2 separate regions of the Homo sapiens genome follow, and region 2 is linked to region 1. The links are chromatin loops, found by intact Hi-C in ENCODE. Cell type or tissue: GM12878. All regions are shown on one strand. Links, peaks and the distances in the headings refer to the core of each region. The heading gives the core; the rest is flanking DNA.

Region 1 (8,970 bases), core at 377-8,376:
ATATGGGAGCTAGTTGTTCACTTAATACCTGTAATTAAGAAGGGTATTTATACAGTGACTTGAGAAATTATTGAATGTGAAAGATAGCATGCAGTCTAGATAAGTGAAGAGAAAGTGACCCCCACTGATTCAGTTGATTCTCTGTTCAATTTTTATCTCAAGACATCGGGAGATGATATAGTAAGAACTTACTTTAATACTCTGTATGTTCCCAGTAACCTGTATTTTTGACAGTTTACACTCGATTCCAGTTGAAAATCCTAGCTTTATGTTTGCCTCAAAAGTGTGAAAGCAGGGCTTTCAAAATCTAGAAGTCACTTTTTCAGGAAAAGAAACTTTCTTAGAATTTTTCTGAATATTCCTTAACATGAAAATATTGAACTCTGAGATTCTTTAAAGTGAAAAATTATCTCAAATGACATTACGTGAATGTTACACATGCCTTCAGTTTCTCTTTGACCTTTAAGTATTTCAACCATCAGTCTATTAAATATTTTGAAATATCTGTAATAGTATAAGTAGTGATAGTTATTTTTTTCTAGAATTCTGAACCTCTTCAAAGATGATTTTGTGGTCTAAGTTAGATAAGATCAGTAGAATAATATAGTGTAGATGAGAAACAATGGTCTGTAAAAAGAAATACCTATCTTTTCAATTCTGATCTCTCAGTTTTGATAGTGTTACATGTGTCAAAAATATAACAAATGTGTTTGTTTCTAGATGTCTAGCAGAATACCCTTTATATGGTAGTGCTCAACAAATACTTGGCCAATTATCTTCGAAATTTATTACAAATGCTGGGTATTTAAACCCAAAAATATTTGGAGTTATGGTGTCCAAATTGCCATTTGTGTGAAAAATATGGTTCTGTGTAAAAGGAATTTTAGATGATCTTGCTAAAAGGAATTGAAGTTTGGCCAAATTTTCTTTTGCACTATTGTACTGCTTATGTCATAAGGAACTGTAATAAGCTATCTTGGAAATTTATCTTAGTTTTCATTATTTTAAGAGTTGACATGTAATTTTAACTTTTAAAATAAAAAACGGCTATTTTCTCTTAAAGTAGGGAGTCTGTCTTGAAGAGCATAAAAGCTTAGTGAAGTTGCCTTTCTCTTTTTTGGAGGAAGTTTATAAATAAAAATAGTGCATTTAAAATGTTTAAGAATTTGTTAAGTTATTGTTATTCAGTTGTTACTAGAATAATTATTCTTTTGCTTTGATAAGAAATGGTACTTTAAAAAGAAAACTCCAGAGTTTTTGACTAAAACTTTCAGTTTCTATTAAAAAACAAATGTATATCTGTTCTGGTTATGATAGCTTGTGACTTCTTGGCATTATGGTTCTTGGATGGAAAATATTCATTTTGTCTGCTTTATATTAATCTTAAAAATACGTTTATTTAAGAGGTACATATTGTCACAGTCTTTCTTTAGGGTCATTTTCATTTAGCATCTTTAAAAATAAAGAAAAATTACATACGGTGCTTTTCTTGTGGGAAAAAGAAAAATTCTGTAAGCAGATTTCTCCCTCCTTAATGAATGCTTCTTATTATTAGCTTAGTGCTCAGCTACCCTCAGAATATTTAACCTCAGAAGCTGATCTAAGTTAGATTAGATCTTTAATTATGTTTTAAAATAATTCAGATCTTTATTTATTTATTTTTTAGTTTTTTTTTCTGTTGATAACTCTCAAATTCTAATTTTCAGCAAGGAAAAGGATCTTGACAAGCAGGGGATTTAAAGAGATCTAACTCATTAGTTCGTTGTCCCTACCGATAGCTGCTGGCAAGTAAAATTTACCTGGTGGTGTTAAGTCTCTCCCCTCCTTGTAACTGATTAGAACTGCTTAAATTTGCTTGTTGGATTAATTGCAATATACATGTTAAGATTGCTTAAGATTTATAGTGGTCTTATGATTACATTTCTTTAATGAATTAATTTTGACATTCTGTGCATCAATTTTTTAGACCTCCTTAACTACGTGTTTTGCTCAAGAAACTTTTGGGAAACAGTACAAACAAACTATAGGACTGGATTTCTTTTTGAGAAGGATAACATTGCCAGGTAAGAGACTAAAAAGTCTTAACGTAGAAGATTATAAAAAAATCTTAACAATAAGTGGCATAAGAAAGAAATGTGTAAAATTTTGGGGCTGCTTCTACATGAAGATGTATATAAACAGTAAATTTATCTTAGGGATGTTAACTTTCATCACAATCTATCATGAAAGCATATTGTCCATGGGTATAAGAAAAAGTTTATATACTCTCCCACTCCTTCCCTGTTTTTGGCTACTATACATTTTTTGAGGATAAACAATGGTTGCTTATAAAATTGTGAAAAGCTTTTAAAAAATTAAGTGCTGTACATTTGTCAACAGATATTGTATTAACAAAATGTGAAAAGATTGGGAAGGATTATTTTTTAAAATATTATTTTGATTTGCCTCTGTTTTAGTTTTTTGTTTAAAGTTGGAACAGAAGTATAATGTAGCTATGGAACTTCTGTGCTCTAATATGTGAATGCTGTTTTATGCAAGGCAGCATGAAATTGCTGGCATTTAATAGACCACTAAAATTTAGGGTCCCTAGGCACTCATAAAAATACAGTTTGAGCATTCAAGATGTTTCACTTCACCATGCAAAGAAACTATTTAGATGCCAGTTGCAGCACATTTTGTGGGAAATACGGGGAAATAATAACAAAGAAAGAGTGGTTTATGTTTTAAGTTAGTTTCTGAACAATTGGGGCTTTAAAATGCTGTCCTTTCAATTTCAATGGTTAAATTATATGTTTAAAGTATTTTATTAAAAGCAGTTTATCTTGATTGACTTTATAAACCATCCATCTCTCTCCTCTGTGAGGAAGCACATTTGGAGAAAATGGTTGCAAGTGTAATGTCAGATTCATGTACTGAAATGTGAGTGATACAGTGGGAAGGGGTTTAATACATTCCAATTATTATTGAAATATGTTAACCTCTCAGACACCCCATCTATCAGACAACTCCCCATGAAAGTTTTAGAGTAGGTAATGAAAACTCTTGGTAATGGAGGTATTCTTCTTATCTCCTTAGTAATATACTCTGCTATATTTTGTGATAGTTTGTATTTGGCTACCAGTGAAAAATAGATTAGGAGATATCCCATGAGAAAAAAAAGAATTCCAATTTTTCCATTACTGGGTTATTGTTCAGCAAGAGGTTTAAGGAGAAACATATGCGTACTTTGTTTCATTTGTATTTTCTTTTATTGTATCCAAAACTGAAAATGTCATTTTAATTTTATTATTCTCACTCTTACGGATAATCTATGCTGCATTCAGAATACTTAACAGCAGTCACTAGCTGAATACATACACAGATCACATAATACAGATGCTGGAAGCTTATTTTTGCAGGAGTTTTTTTCACAGATGCCAGTTGTACACAGAGAATCTCAAATGTGGCATTTCATTATTAGCTATTTTGTTTTGATGCTTAATTTGAAAAGCCACCAACTTCTTGTCTCATTACTTTATTATTTCTCATTTTTTAGTTGAAAAGCTTAAATAAACAAGTACCTACTCAAATATTAAAAACAAAGACTGGTTTTCAGACATTTTATACAGGTGATATGATGATTTCTGACCTGTGGCCCAGCACTACCAATTTAAAAATTTTGATTACTTTGTAAAAAATATTTGATATTCTTGAAATCGAGATTTATAGTATAATATTTTAGACTTAGTAATTAGGTTAAAAAATGACATTAGGGCATGTATACTAATGAATGTATATTTTAATTTTCCTAATTAAGTTTTTATTTTGATGGCAAAGTTCCAGAAAAAAACTTCTATTTTTTTTTTAAGGCAGTTGGTTTTATGCTACTTAACAGACTCAAACTTATGGTAGAAATTTCAATAAGAAAAAATATTTTAATGTATTTTGTTTTTATATAATTAATAGGTATATTAAGAAATGAGGTGAATAAATTACAAGGTTTATAATTATCCTTTATATACTTTAATGTACATTCATTATAAGTGTCACATGTAGGATGATTAATGTATCATTAGCTGAATAAAACATTACAGGTAGCTTTATTGAATTTATAGCATAGTCGGTGAATCTAATATTTGTTACTAGTCTGGTAAGTCCTCTGACCAGTTAGATTGTTAGGGGTGTAAACCTCCTGTCCATCTATTTACATTCTCTTCATGCAAGTTTTCAAGATCATTACTTTGCAAATACTCATCCATTTTAGTATATTTCATGATCCGGTATGCTGTATAGTCTGGATGCAACCACTGTGCAGATTTTACTGCTTAAAATAGTGTATCTGTTAGTCAGAGATTCTGCTGATAGAGCTTCTTAAGAGCCTTAGTCAAAATACTTTCAGGAAGCTTGTGGGTACAGTCCAGTAAACAGCGTTCTACTGTGAAAAAGATTTCTAAGTCTTTAGTACAAGAAGTGGGCAGACTTGTGTTTTTAGTTCCATCTTGACTATGCAGCACTTTAAGTAAGGTTAACCAAGGCACCAAGTGTACTTTTACAAGGTCACTGTTGAACCCTCTTGGTGGCTTTAATTCATACCAAAAGCAACTTACCTGTGTTTTGTCACCTCATTTATTTTATTTTTTCTCCTAGTTACATGTCATTTCTTACAGAGGAACAGGAATTTTGCAGCATTTTGTGTTTGGGATTAGATTTCTGACAATTTCCTTAATGTTCTTTATTGGTTAGAAATTTGTATTAGATATATTCTTGATTTAAACAAAATTATAATATTATTTGAATATTCTTATATAGCTTTATAGGTATGTCATCTTGAAAATATACTAGGAGAATTCATATGTTTATGCCTGCAAAAATGAAAATGAATATTGATTTGAATCATATCCTCATGGGATTTTGCTCCTCAAATAAGGAATCCACATTTTATTTTTAGTTTTATGTGTTAATAATCCTAAAATTAAAATGTGGAGTTAAAAATATATTTCTAGATATAAGAAGTAATATTAAAATATCATTTATTGAAACTAAAGATAGTCATTTTTTGTTAGCATTCTATATTAGTGGACTATCAGTAATTCATAGCTATTTTTATTTCTGAGTCACTGGAATTTGTATGTTAAAAAAAACAGGCAAACACTGATAACAGGGTTTATTTAGAAAGGCATGCATTTAAAAAGTATCCTCAACACATGACTATGAACCTCTTAGATGGGAGACAGTTGGATAGATAGATGATTTAGGGTCTTGATATGATTGTAGTCAGAATTTGAAAACATGTAATGAAGATCATGTTCCTAAAATTACAGTCAAAGTGTTCACAACACCTAATTCAGATAGGATCTGAATATCAGAACTTAAAAAAGCTTTATATTTCTTGATGTGAGGTTAAGCAATAAGGACCATTGGCTCTGAGAAAAATGGGATTAAACACCTTTTAGCACTTACTAAGTATTGCCTAAAATCTTACTCTGTAAAAGTTAGTATTGTTAAGCACTGTCTTTTGAAGTAATCAAATAACCCTAAAGAGTTGTGCAAGTAAAATGAATAGACTACTGCCTGCTTAGGGGTTTCTGAAACTAGTTTATATACTTCTTAGTGATGGCTAGCCCTTTCTCATCTGCTTCATTTGAGACAGCATTATAGAAGAATTCAGCCTTGAATCTCAAAAAATTTAGATTTTTGAGAAATTCGATTTGTACAAGTTTTTGGACAAATCTTAGTCTGTGACATTTTGGTTTTCATATTCATAGGGCTTTAAGAACATTTTAGTCATTAGTCTAAGTGTTGAAAGTGTGTGTCTGTGGTAATGATGGTGATAAAACATTAGCGCTCATTAATGCTAATGGAAGTTCCTCATGGAAATCCTCTGCGCAGTGGCAGATGGAACAACCTATGTTTAAATAATGGAAAGATTGTAATACAAACCCACCAAAATTTAGAAAACTGTGCTGGTTAATCAAATGTCTTTTTCTTTTCAGTTGCATAGTTAAATGGTATGACTAACTTTCTCTGATTTTAGTATTTTATGTTGGCTTATAAATTTATATCTTTATAATCTTTTTTTGAAATGAGATCATTTTTCAGTTTCTAATCTTTTATTTTCTTTTGATTTGCAAATCATTCAAAAAGTGCTAATTGAAACTGGAGAAAACTGCATAATTATATGAGGGGAATAGTTTAAAATGTTCAACTAAAAAGCATAGTTTGGCTTTTGTAAGCTTACTCATCAGTTGCATTGAGAAGGGAGAATAGCTTATCTCATAAATTTTTGTATCAACCAAATATTTTATAAAATGCACAAAAGGATTTTTAAAGATTGCCTTTTAGAATGCTTTTACAATGCTTGTATGGGGAAGATGATTAGTTACAGTATTTTGTGAAGGCTTGGAAGTATACATAGTTTGTTTAAATGGAAATACTTTGAACAGGTTTGAAAGCATTGTAATATTTAGTGATATACATGGTATGTATCCTACGTTTGTTCTGAATAGGGCTATCAAATGCGTTTCTATTTTGTGGGTTAAATTTGAAAACGTAATTTTTTGACTATGTTTGCCATATCCGATAGTAGCTGACAATCACATTATAAAAAGATTCATTAATTTGAGCTGAAATTATGGGTGCATTTTTGTAGTTTGCTATTATTCCATGAGTTTTAGAAGCCATAGAGTTTAGAACCTACGACAGAATTCATATGTATGATTGGATGGTTGAGTATATAAAGCTTCAGTTTTTATTTTTAAAGTATATTTCTTGCTCCATGGACATGTGCTTCATTCTGTTCTCTAAGAAAAACATTTTTCTAAGGCTTAAGTTTACAAATTAAAGCTTACTTTATTTTCTTTTGTTTTGAAGGTGATTGTAAATATGGTTCCATGGAAATGGAGTAAAAAGATAAAACTAGATTCCCCACTATAATTTCTTTTGACGTTGTTTTCGCAATTCCAAATATCATGTGAGCCTGCACATAAAGGCAAATTGGGCTCAGAGTTTCTTATTGTGACTTAGTATTCTGTGATACTGTGTCACTTGTTGTATTGTTACTTAATTTTTTTGGTATTCTTATTTTTATATTCATTTTTTATATTCTAGGAAACTTGAATGTTACCCTTCAAATTTGGGATATAGGAGGGCAGACAATAGGAGGCAAAATGTTGGATAAATATATCTATGGAGCACAGGTATGATATGAATTCTGATTATTCCAGTATTGAAAGTATACCACTTACAAGCACACATGCAAATCTACTCCCAAATGCACACACACACACATTCTTTCTAACTTTTTATCTGATACGTAGAGAGAATAATTTTATATTTGTGCTAGTTCTTTGGTTTCATGCTCTCCTAATTATGTTTGGAGTGATTTGGGTGAGGGAACAGGAAAACTCTGAACAGCTTTCGTATGTTATTTACATTACTAGGTGTTATTGTTAGCAGTTCAATAAATGCAGTGATAAATGATATTTTGATATGTATTAGCTGGTTTTGTTATAGTGACTGCTTTCAAATAAACTGAATGAAAAACACAGGGATGAAAATTTAACTTCATTTTAAGTTACAAGGACTGAAAGTATATCTATATGTCTATGTTTTTGTGCAATGAATATTGATAGCTTTTCAGATTTAATAGACATGTCTGTATTTTCTATCAGATAACTAAATATGACAGTGTATATGTGAAACACATACAATAATTTACTATGATAATGCTGTATTTTCAGAAGAAAATCCATGTAGAGCAAGAAAAATGAAAATGAAAAATGACCTGAATAATTACATAAATTTCGCAACATGAGCTTATATTCTCCATGAGCTTATACTGATATAATTTATAAGATTTTAAATAAAGTTATTATACAAATAGAAAATATGCAGGGTAGTAATATACTTTAAAAGTTAATCATTTCTCTCTGAGCATGTTCAGTGAAGAATTGTCTTTTTAATATTTGGCAGATTGCTTTTGATTAAATGACAGACTTTAGAAATGCAGTAATACCATTGAAAGTAATCATCTGATGAAGTAGAGAATATGGTATATAGCCGAATATTAAGTAGGTTGTGCTTACTGAGCTCTGTATGTAATACTTGATGTGCTATTTCTTTATTTTTGCTTTTTTTCTCTACTTTTAATTAGTGTGTATCTTCTACATCATCTGGAGACTTAGGGGTAATAGTAAAAATTTCTAGTTCTTTATTGGAGTTTGGTATTTTAAGTGAGACAAATACAACTTGGTTATGTGGAAACATGTTGCTCATAATAAATGATTCTATAGGATGGAGATATAGTATATTAAGCACTCTGCTGTACAAAGTTTGGTTCATGTCAAATACCGTTGCCTTGATTTTGGATGAAAAATAGATTCTGATTTATTTTGTAAAATATTCGGAGAAGGACAGTATGGCTATAGAGGCTAATATGGTTCTGAATCACTTATAAAGGCCCCAGAGTTTTGATTTTTTGCATTGCTGATGCAGAGATTTGGCTCTTAAAGCTCTTATCTTTTATACATTGTTCTTAGTCTCCTGCAAAATTTTTCTGTTCACATTTATAGCATTTTCTTCTGTGGTTAAGTGACTTGATATTTTATGCATGTTCATTTTTCTCTTAAAAAGTACATCTCAGAATTTTGTGTATGGCTTTTTTGTTTTATTTATTTATTTATTCATTTTCTGTTTTAAACTGATTAAAGTGGATACTAAGCTAGAGACAACTTGCTGGACAGAGATTTGTGGGAAGCCACAGTTCTTGTTTCATTCATGTGGTTGATAACATGGGAAAATAACACTCTTCTCTTTGTTCCATAAAATCTGTCTTCAAGGCTACATATATGATTTTAAGAAAATGAAGATTAGATCTAACTTCTAATGAAATTTGACTCTTGGTGTCAAATAGAATAGTCTTTTATGATTTATAGGTGTAACCAGAGTTAGTGGAGAACAGGAGGACTTTATGCATTTCAGGGTAAATAATAA
Region 2 (8,970 bases), core at 697-8,696, 97 kb after region 1:
AGCCAAAGTGTTTCGTAAGGCAGCGGCAGTGGGATTTGTCCTTGTTTGCATGTGCTAGCAGCAGCAGCAGCAGCAGCACGGTGGGGTACACACTCATCAACTGCAGCAGGGTGCTAGCAGGTGCCTGCCTCCCTGCAGGCATTCACAGCAGCAGCAGAGGCAATACTGCTTTGAGGGCCCCTGCTGGCTACTGTGCTGGTGGTGGTATTAGCATGGGGGTCGGGTGCTGGCGGGTGCAGGTCTGTGCCTGCCCTCTGTGCATGATCACTCAGGTGGGGTGGCTGCTCAGGGTAGGGGAGGTCCATTGTTCTCCCTTCCTAGTTTCACTCTTGCGGCAGTGTTGGTGCAGGGGTGAGGCTCTGGAGGTGGTGGGGTTGGCAGGGTTCACTGGGGCGAGGGAGGCTGGTGCATGGCGGTGAGTACTACTTTCCACCAGTCAGGTGCAGTGCACCAGTGCAGAGGTATAATGTGGACCCCCAGTACATCCAAGACTGCACTGCAAGCAAGTATGGCCAGGCTGGGACCTCAGGAGAGGGCAGCAGACCAAGGGATGCTGAGGTTGGACTAGCCCTGTGTGATAGGCAGGACTGCCCTGCATCATTCAGGTCTGACAGTTCCCCTAGGGCTAAAATCTCCTGTGGGAGCACAGGCACGCCTTACATGGCGTCAGGCAAGATGGCATGTGCAGGGGAACTGCCCTTTATAAAACTATAAGATCTCATGAGAACTTATTTACTATCATGAGAACAGCACAGGAAAAGCCGTCTCCATGATTCAGTTACCTTCCACCAGGTCCCTCCCATGACCTGTGAGGATTATGGGAGCTACATTTCCAGATGAGATTTGGATGAGGACACAGCCACCCAAGATGAGATTTGGGTGGGGACACAGCCAAACCATATCACTACCTGCCACAATACCTGGCATATAATAGATGCTCAATAAATGTTTGTTGAATAAGTTCTTTTTTTTTCAATTGAACAATGGTACTACTAGTCTTTCCATGGTTATATTTGTTAGGAAAAAAACTTTTGTTTGAGTAGTAAATGATAGATGGAGATTTGGAAGGAAGGAGGGAGAAAGAGAAATAAAAAGCAATAAACCATTAGAAAAAACAAATGTACACACACATTAAGTGACACAACTTTTATTTTTATTTATTTATTTTTTAATGGATGGTGATTTCAATGGGTGGCGATTTCAATGGGGATTTTTCCTCGTGACAAGATTTGTTCTTACTCTTGTTGAATTAGAAAAGTTAGCTCCAATATTATGATAAATTGGATATATAAATGTCAGTGCTAATAGCTTAGTATTTTAGTCTTCCACAAATTGATGCCTGTGGTATCTGGACATTCCTTGCCTGTTCTTGTAAATAAGGAGATAGTGATGTTTAAGGAATAGCACTCTGGCCAGAAGAGCAAAAAAAACAAAACAAAGCAAAACAAAAAGACCAGGTGCTGTGGCTCACGCCCGTAATTCTAGCACTTTGGGAGGCCGAGGTGGGTGGATCATTTGAGGTCAGGAATTCAAGACCAACCTGGCCAACGTAGTGAAACCCCATCTCTACTAAAAATACAAAAAATTAGCCGGGCGTGGTGGCAGGCGCCTGTAATCCCAGCTACTTGGGAGGCTGAGGCAGGAGAATTGCTTGAACCCAGGAGGCAGAGGTTGCAGTGAGCCGAGATCATGCCATTGCACTCCAGCCCGGGTGACAGTGCAAGACTCTGTCTCAAAAAAAAAAAAAAAAAAAAAAATTCCATATTTTCCAAGGTAAGCAATATAAATGGGGCTCAGGAATACCCCATTAGATTAAAAAAAATCTCCTAGAGAGAGAACCCTTGAGCCTACAAACTAAAGACTTTCAATATAATTTTAAATAAAGTCTTTTATGTAGTATGAGTGCATTTTTTAGTTGATAATCAATTGGCACTATTATGTAGGCTTACTAGATTTGCAAATTTACAAGTTTTTACAAGTCATTTGGGTCCCTTCCTCAGGAAATCAGTTTAAGTTTTTTTTTTCCTATATTGACTCAAAGAGCCTAGTTGTCCTTAAATCCTGTGAATATATTTGCCTTATAATTTGACGGCATTGAATCAACACCCTTATAGGGTCTGTAGTGTTGTAAAAAGAGAAACTGTTAAATAAAGGATCACATTTGGAAAAATACACTGTGCTGGATAAAACCAGTATTGGATATGAGTACTGTGCCTTGCTTTAAAGCACCTACAACTATTTAAGGAAATACATCCTTGCCCCTTACTCTCAAAATGGATACTCTAGATGGAAAACAACTGAACTATGTCTTTGTGAAATTAAAGTATGGCTATAAATTAATGTAAACACACAATGTAATATTGATCTCTTAAGCAGAAAGTTATGTATTTGTGCTAACATTCAAGCTTATAGAGATTACAGAGCTAATTATTAAAGTAATTAAACTCTTTCAAGCCAAATATGCTTGGGTAAGTACAACTTGCCTTCAATTAATCACCATGTTTAAATGTACTATATTAAGTAGATCTTTGTTGAGCATCATCAGTGTGCCTGAACTTATACAGATGATAATAATAATGATAGCGCACATTTTTTTTTTAGCACTTCTGTGCTGGTCTTTGTGCATTATACATAGATTAATTATCAAATAACTCTCTACAAAATAGGTATATTTATTATTCCCAGTTTATAGATGTGGAAACTGAGTCATAAAGAGGTTTAATAAATTGTCCAAGGTTGCACAGCTGATGTCGAAGCTGGAATATAATATTGGAAAGCAAGTCAAATTTAAACATGTTAAAAACGTTTTGATAGACTCTAATATTGAATTATTTTCTTTCTTTAACACCTTTCTAGTTGATTTGGAGCATATGCGAACAATAAAACCTGAAAAACACTTACGGTTTTGCCAGGAAAATGGTTTTAGTAGCCACTTTGTCTCAGCCAAGACAGGAGACTCTGTAAGTAAAATAATGAATACTGTATGTGATGTTTTCCTTTTATTTACTAACATTCCTAGGAAGTATACTTCCACTATTTAACTTTTGGAGCAAATTAATTCCTATTGAAAACATGAAATTCCTTAGATTAGATATAACATGTTTATTCTGGTTATATTACTTTTATAATTTATTTAACATAATTTTAGTTATTTTTAAAAGGGGAATTAAAATGAATATAAACCACCCGTAATGTCAGTATCTAGAGATAACCACTCATAACCTCATATGATTCCATCTAGTCTCTTTTCCTGATGCTCACACTAGTGCTGCTGCCTGTGGCTAGGAGATGGCATTCATTGAGTGCTTACTTTATTATAGATATTGTACTACTCTGATTATCTCCATTTTATAGATGAGTCTTAGAGAAATTATGTAATGGGGTCCAGATTACACGGCTAATAAGTGGAGGAGAGAGGATTTGTGAAGGCAAATAGTGACACTCTGGGGCTCACAGTCACAACCCTATATTTATTTTTAAAAATTAAGATTATAATATAGAAATAATTTTATATTTTACTTTTTACTTAATATTTTTATTGTTCCCATGTCATTTAATAATAGATTGAATAATTCATTTAATAAATGTTCAGAAATTTATTCAATCTTATTCTTATTGTGGAACATATAGGTTGTTAAGTTTTGAACATAATGTTCTAATGTAAAATTTTGTCCGTAAGCTTTTGGTGTTTTGATTATTTTCTTTAGGTAGATTCCTTGAAAGGAGATTGAAACATTGCCAAATCACCACCAGAAAGACTAAATTCATGCTATCACCAGCATTGTATGATTGCCATAACTACATCCTTTTAACATTCAGGATTTATCTATGTATTTATTTTAAAATCTTTGTCAAATTGGTAGGCCCCAAAAAAGAAAAAAGATACTTCACTATTTAAATTTGAATTTCTTTGATTATAATTGAGGTTGAAATTTTAAAAGTTTTATTAGTTATTCACTTTCTGCTTTTTACTTGTTATAACTTTCTATTGTATTTAGAAATTTTCTATGACCATTTTTATATTAGTGCTAATAGTCATGTATCATAATTTTTTCAAATAATCATCACTGACCCCTATTTGACTATTTTTCCAGTTGACATTTTTCAACTAAAAGAAGTTTGAAATTTTTCTGTGGTTTAAGATTTTTGATGTTTTTCTCTGTAATATCCTTTATAGTTTTACACCTAAAATAAATAATATGATGGGGGTTTATTCTTTCTTTTGGTAAGACCCATTAAAAAATTTGGCCTCCTGGAATCCTTTCCCCTCAGACAATGTGAACATGGGCACATACTCACCCATCCATGCCTTTTTAAAAAATGTAATGTCAATAATTGTAGATAAACTCATCCATGGATTCACTGGGCTTCTACCCTCACTTAATCTTCCCAGGGGCTTTTTTTGCCATTTCAGAATTATTTTAACTTGTAGTATTTTAGCTTGTTTTTAACCACTTAGTATTTTTTTGCCACTTAGTGTTTTTTGTTTGCTTATATTGAACCACTATTAAAAAACTTCATTTTTTTTAAGTGGTACTTTGAAATGGTTTGTTCTTATGAAATTACTTTAAGACTTGTAATCATTTCTAGCTCCAGGTAACTTTCTCATTGCTTGAGGAGATGAGCTCCTGGGTTACTATACTTTCTCTGATATTCCTATGTCATAATTCTTAGTGATTTCAGTATCCTTGTTTCTCCCTGATGCCACCTTAGTCACTCTTGCATACTACAGATCACATCATTACAAATTACTGTGGCTCTTCTATTATCTCAGTATCAGGCATCCTAATCACTAACCACCAACCATCTTCTATTTCACACCTTTGAGTGTCCTAACACAACCATTCTCAACCCTAGCAAGACCTACAAGACATTGATCCTAACACCTTTGCAAAATCTTAACCTCTTTTCATGTCTTCATTTTTCTCTCTTCTGAGCTTAAATCTCATGGCCAGTCCAAATCATTGCCATGCATATACTCTCAGTTCCCTTTTCCCTCTTTCATTTTGTCAGATCCGCTTGGCTAAACCTTAATTCTGGTTTAAACCAAGTCTCCACTTTTTCATGGGTGTACCCATGAACATGACCAGAGAAAAACACAGAGGCATGCTGGAGTTTTCACTTTAAGTTCACAATCACTAATCTCAAGTGGGCCCTTAATGCTGCTCAGTAATTATGCTCTATATCCCTAGTCTATCACCTCTTCCCCTCACCTAGGTGACTTTTTTTTTTTTTTTTTTTTTTTGAGACAGAGTTTCACTGTGTCCTCCGGGCTGGAGTGCAGTGGTGCGATCTCAGCTCACTGCAGCCTCCGCCTCCTGGGTTAAAGCAATTCTCCGCCTCAGCCTCCCGAATAGCTGGGATTACAGGCACCCACCACCACGCCTGGCTAATTTTTTGTATTTTTAGTAGAGATGGGGTTTCACCATCTTGGCCAGGCTGATCTTGAACTGACCTCGTGATTCACCCGCCTCAGTCTCCCAAAGTGTTGGGGTTACAGGTGTGAGCCAATGCACCAGGCCGATGACTATTTCATAGCTTCTCTTCTCTCTTCAAATGTTCAAACTATCCTCCTCTATTCTATCAGCTGATGACCTTGTTTCCTATTTTATAAGAAATTTGAAACAAACAGAAGACAACTTCTACATACTGCTGCTACCAGGTCTAACCTCATCCTACTTACCCCATCTGTTCTCATATCTTCTGTCTTCTCTGTGGTTACTATGGGATCTATTCTAGCTAGGGCCAACTTCTCCATTGTGTACTAGTCCCATTTATCTTTGCTGAATCAAGGATATTGCTTTAGCAGTTCTCTCTCTTTCATATGTATTATTTTTTTTCCACCTACTGGATTATTCTTTCAACACAGAAAATATTATGACTTCTTTTATCTTAAAAACAAGAAAACTCTTGATGCCACATTTTTTCTCTAGCTGTTGCCTTATTTCCTTCCTTCACTTTCCAGTGGATGTTTTAAAGAATTGTCTCTAGTTCTTCTTTTGCCAGTTTCTCTTCCAGTTCCAGCAGACTTTTGCCCTCAGTATTTTACCCAAACTGCTATTATTCACGTCATCAATGGCCTCCTTTTTGCTGAATCCAATGGTCAGTACTCAGCCCTCATCTTATTTTATTAAGTAGCAACATAAATAATTGCTGATCACTCTCGTCTCTTTGAAATACTCTCTGCACTTAGCTTCCAGGATACAACGCCTCCTGGTTTTCTTCCTGCTTCACTAACTACTCTGTCAGTCCCCTTGACTAATTTTCTTATGTCTCCAGCCAACTAAGGTTCAGTCCTTTGATAATCTCTTTTTCTACACTTATTCCTAATGGCTTTATTTAGTCTTCTGGCTTTGCTCAGACTTTTCCCCTGAACTGTAGACTCTTATATCCAACTGCCCGCTCAGCATCTCCTCTTAGATGTCTAATAGGCTGCCCAATTTAACATGTTTAGAACTGAGCTCTTGCTATTCCCTCCTCAAATCTCTCACAGTCTTCCTCACTTTAATAAATAGCAGATCTACCAGTTGCTCAGGCCAAAAAAACTTTGGAGCCTTTCTTGACTCCTCTTTTTCTCTCACACCCCACATCTGTCACCAAATCCCCTTGGCTGTACTTTGAAAATATATCCAGAACCTGATGACTGTTTCTTACTTTGTCCACTTCTACCACTTTGGTTCAGCCTCCATAATATTTTACATTAGTTTCTTTGCTGATTCTGTTTTTGTACACTTGGTCTCCTATAGTGAATGTTCAATACAAACAACCAGACTAATGCTGTTAAAATAAAAGTCACATTGGGCCACCCTCCCATGCCTTCCATTTCATTTGGAGTAAACGCCAAAGTCCTTCCAGTAGCCTACCAGATTTTACATGGTTTGTACTCCCTTCATCTCTTTGCTCGTCTTCTTTTATAACCACTCTTTCTCTCCACTCCACCACAGTACTTTTCCTGTTGTTCCTTGACCATTGACCATCAGTGAACTAAAATATGCTTCTTAGGGTACAAGTGGCATAAGGCTATCAGGAATATGTATCCTTTTTTGTTAGAAGTAAAAATTAATAAAGTTTTGATAAATATTCTATAAGCATGTGATGAATAGGGATAAGAATATGGTAGGACATTTATGAAGAAAAGATAAGTTATACTACAGTAAATGTCAGGATTGGAACTCTAGTAATTACAGCAGACCTGACATAAGCTAACTATGTGTGGAAAGGCTATTTATAGAAAAATATTTGTCTATTTTTGTTTAATCGTAATGGCATATATTTTTCCTTTGCTCTGAACTGATAAAATATAGTAAACAGTACCAAGTTGCTTTACTCAAGAAACATGGAGAATTTGCTGGAATGATATGAAAGGCACAGAGAGTATTAAAGTGTTAGAAACTAAGACCTTTTGAGATAGGCCAAAGGTGGCTAAAAGGACCAAGATAAAACCGACAGTGAAAAACTAGGTTGGTAAAGTATAGATTATTTTTATTTTCTTCAGGAATTATGGGAGTTTTTATAGTAGTAAGTAGGATTGTTTTGTTGTTTTTTAAAGTGGTAGCTGTAATCATCATGTTAAATCTTTCATGTGTGTGTTTAGAGAAAATGATCAATTCATTGAATTGCATGGAGTTTTAAATTATGGCTTTATAATTTAAAAATTATTATATTTAAAATGTTGCTACATTTGACAAATAAAGCTATTTTTGGAATCACCTGCTATATCATATTTTTGCAATTATTGCTGTTTATCATTTTTAAGAAAATTCTGTTTATTTGAAGATAACTTAAGCATGCCTCTTTTAAATCATTTAAACCCATTTTTGTTATGTAGGTCTTCCTGTGCTTTCAGAAAGTTGCTGCTGAAATCCTTGGGATCAAATTAAACAAAGCAGAAATAGAACAGTCACAGGTGATTACCTTGAACTTTATATTTAAAAAATTAATGAATTTCTTACAAGGCATTAATTTTCACCCATAAATTCTTTCCCATTTATGCCTTCTGTGTACGTATCTCTAAAAGCTTTGGGAATAGATTGTATGTATGAATCAGTGTTTATTGCAGAAGATGGAGAATGTTAACTTTTTGCCAAATTATGATACCCTTGAAACCTCATTTTGTCTCTTTTGTTGGGAAAAAGATACTAGTATAAGAAAATTTTTATTAGTGGTTAACTAATGAGTTAAGGTGCTGACCACATTGTTTGGCACTTCTTTATTTAAATCCTTTTGGAGCCTCTATTCAATTTTAAAACATCCTTGACTGTAGTGATATTAGTTTTTGATGTTATTTTATTGTCAGTTTAGTAGTGTTATTAATTAGTAAGGATTTCTATGTTTTTTCACTATTCCTAGATAGTTTTCTTAGGCTAAGAAAAAAACATGCATAGCGGCAGCCAAGAAATTTAAAGTACCACTATAATTTCCCACTAATTCATATGTTTGATAGAATGAAAAATCAGAGTAAGAGCCTATAAAGTTATGCTTCAGAAGTGGTTTGGTTAGAAGTAACAAACTAATTACATTTTTGCTCAATTTCTTCCACCCCATTCGCACCCTGTGCAACTAAAAAAGTATAATTATCTTTTCCCATCCTTAAATTTTTCTTGAATTCTTTTAGAGTTAGTTCTGTATCTTTTTCTCATGGTCTCTCTCTCTCTCTGTGTGTGTGTGTGTGTGTGTGTGTGTTTTAAAACAATTGAAGCAAATATTTGAAATTGTTACACTGATATGGCTGTTTCTAAGACTTGATTAAAACATTTGAAACTCTAAAAGTTTGCTAGTTTTAATTCCCATCATTCAAAGACATTTGTTTTAGCACTTGGTATGGCCAAATACAGTGCTAAGATACTTTGTGATGTTTAAATAGCTCCCAGACACAGAAAAAGTGGTTACTTGTTTTGGGCCTAGGAGAATATAGGAAAGAGAAGTCACCATGATTTGCTTGATCACACAGACCTTGGATCCCAGAGGTCA

What was found. Peaks named below come from ENCODE experiments on the same cell type or tissue, not always from the same donor. Only the 100,000 strongest peaks of a DNase experiment are listed, where the experiment ranks them.
Region 2: it touches region 1 in a loop (2.1-fold over the local background); 2 of 110 quality-filtered maps call a loop at or near these places.

The regions. Positions count from the first base shown.
Region 1 is chr4:13,472,523-13,481,492 of GRCh38, reverse strand. RAB28 (RAB28, member RAS oncogene family) reads left to right here. Exons shown (of 7, transcript NM_001017979.3): 2 at 1,967-2,063; 3 at 7,087-7,175. Among named protein-coding and RNA genes, the nearest start is that of RAB28, 7.3 kb to the left of the region's middle. In GM12878, for the core only: no CTCF peak of the experiment used is centred there; a DNase peak (open chromatin) is centred at 4,408.
Region 2 is chr4:13,375,481-13,384,450 of GRCh38, reverse strand. It overlaps RAB28 (RAB28, member RAS oncogene family), which reads left to right. Exons shown (of 7, transcript NM_001017979.3): 5 at 2,857-2,960; 6 at 7,829-7,906. Among named protein-coding and RNA genes, the nearest start is that of RAB28, 100 kb to the left of the region's middle. RefSeq lists an enhancer at 1-260. In GM12878, for the core only: no CTCF peak of the experiment used is centred there; a DNase peak (open chromatin) is centred at 5,020.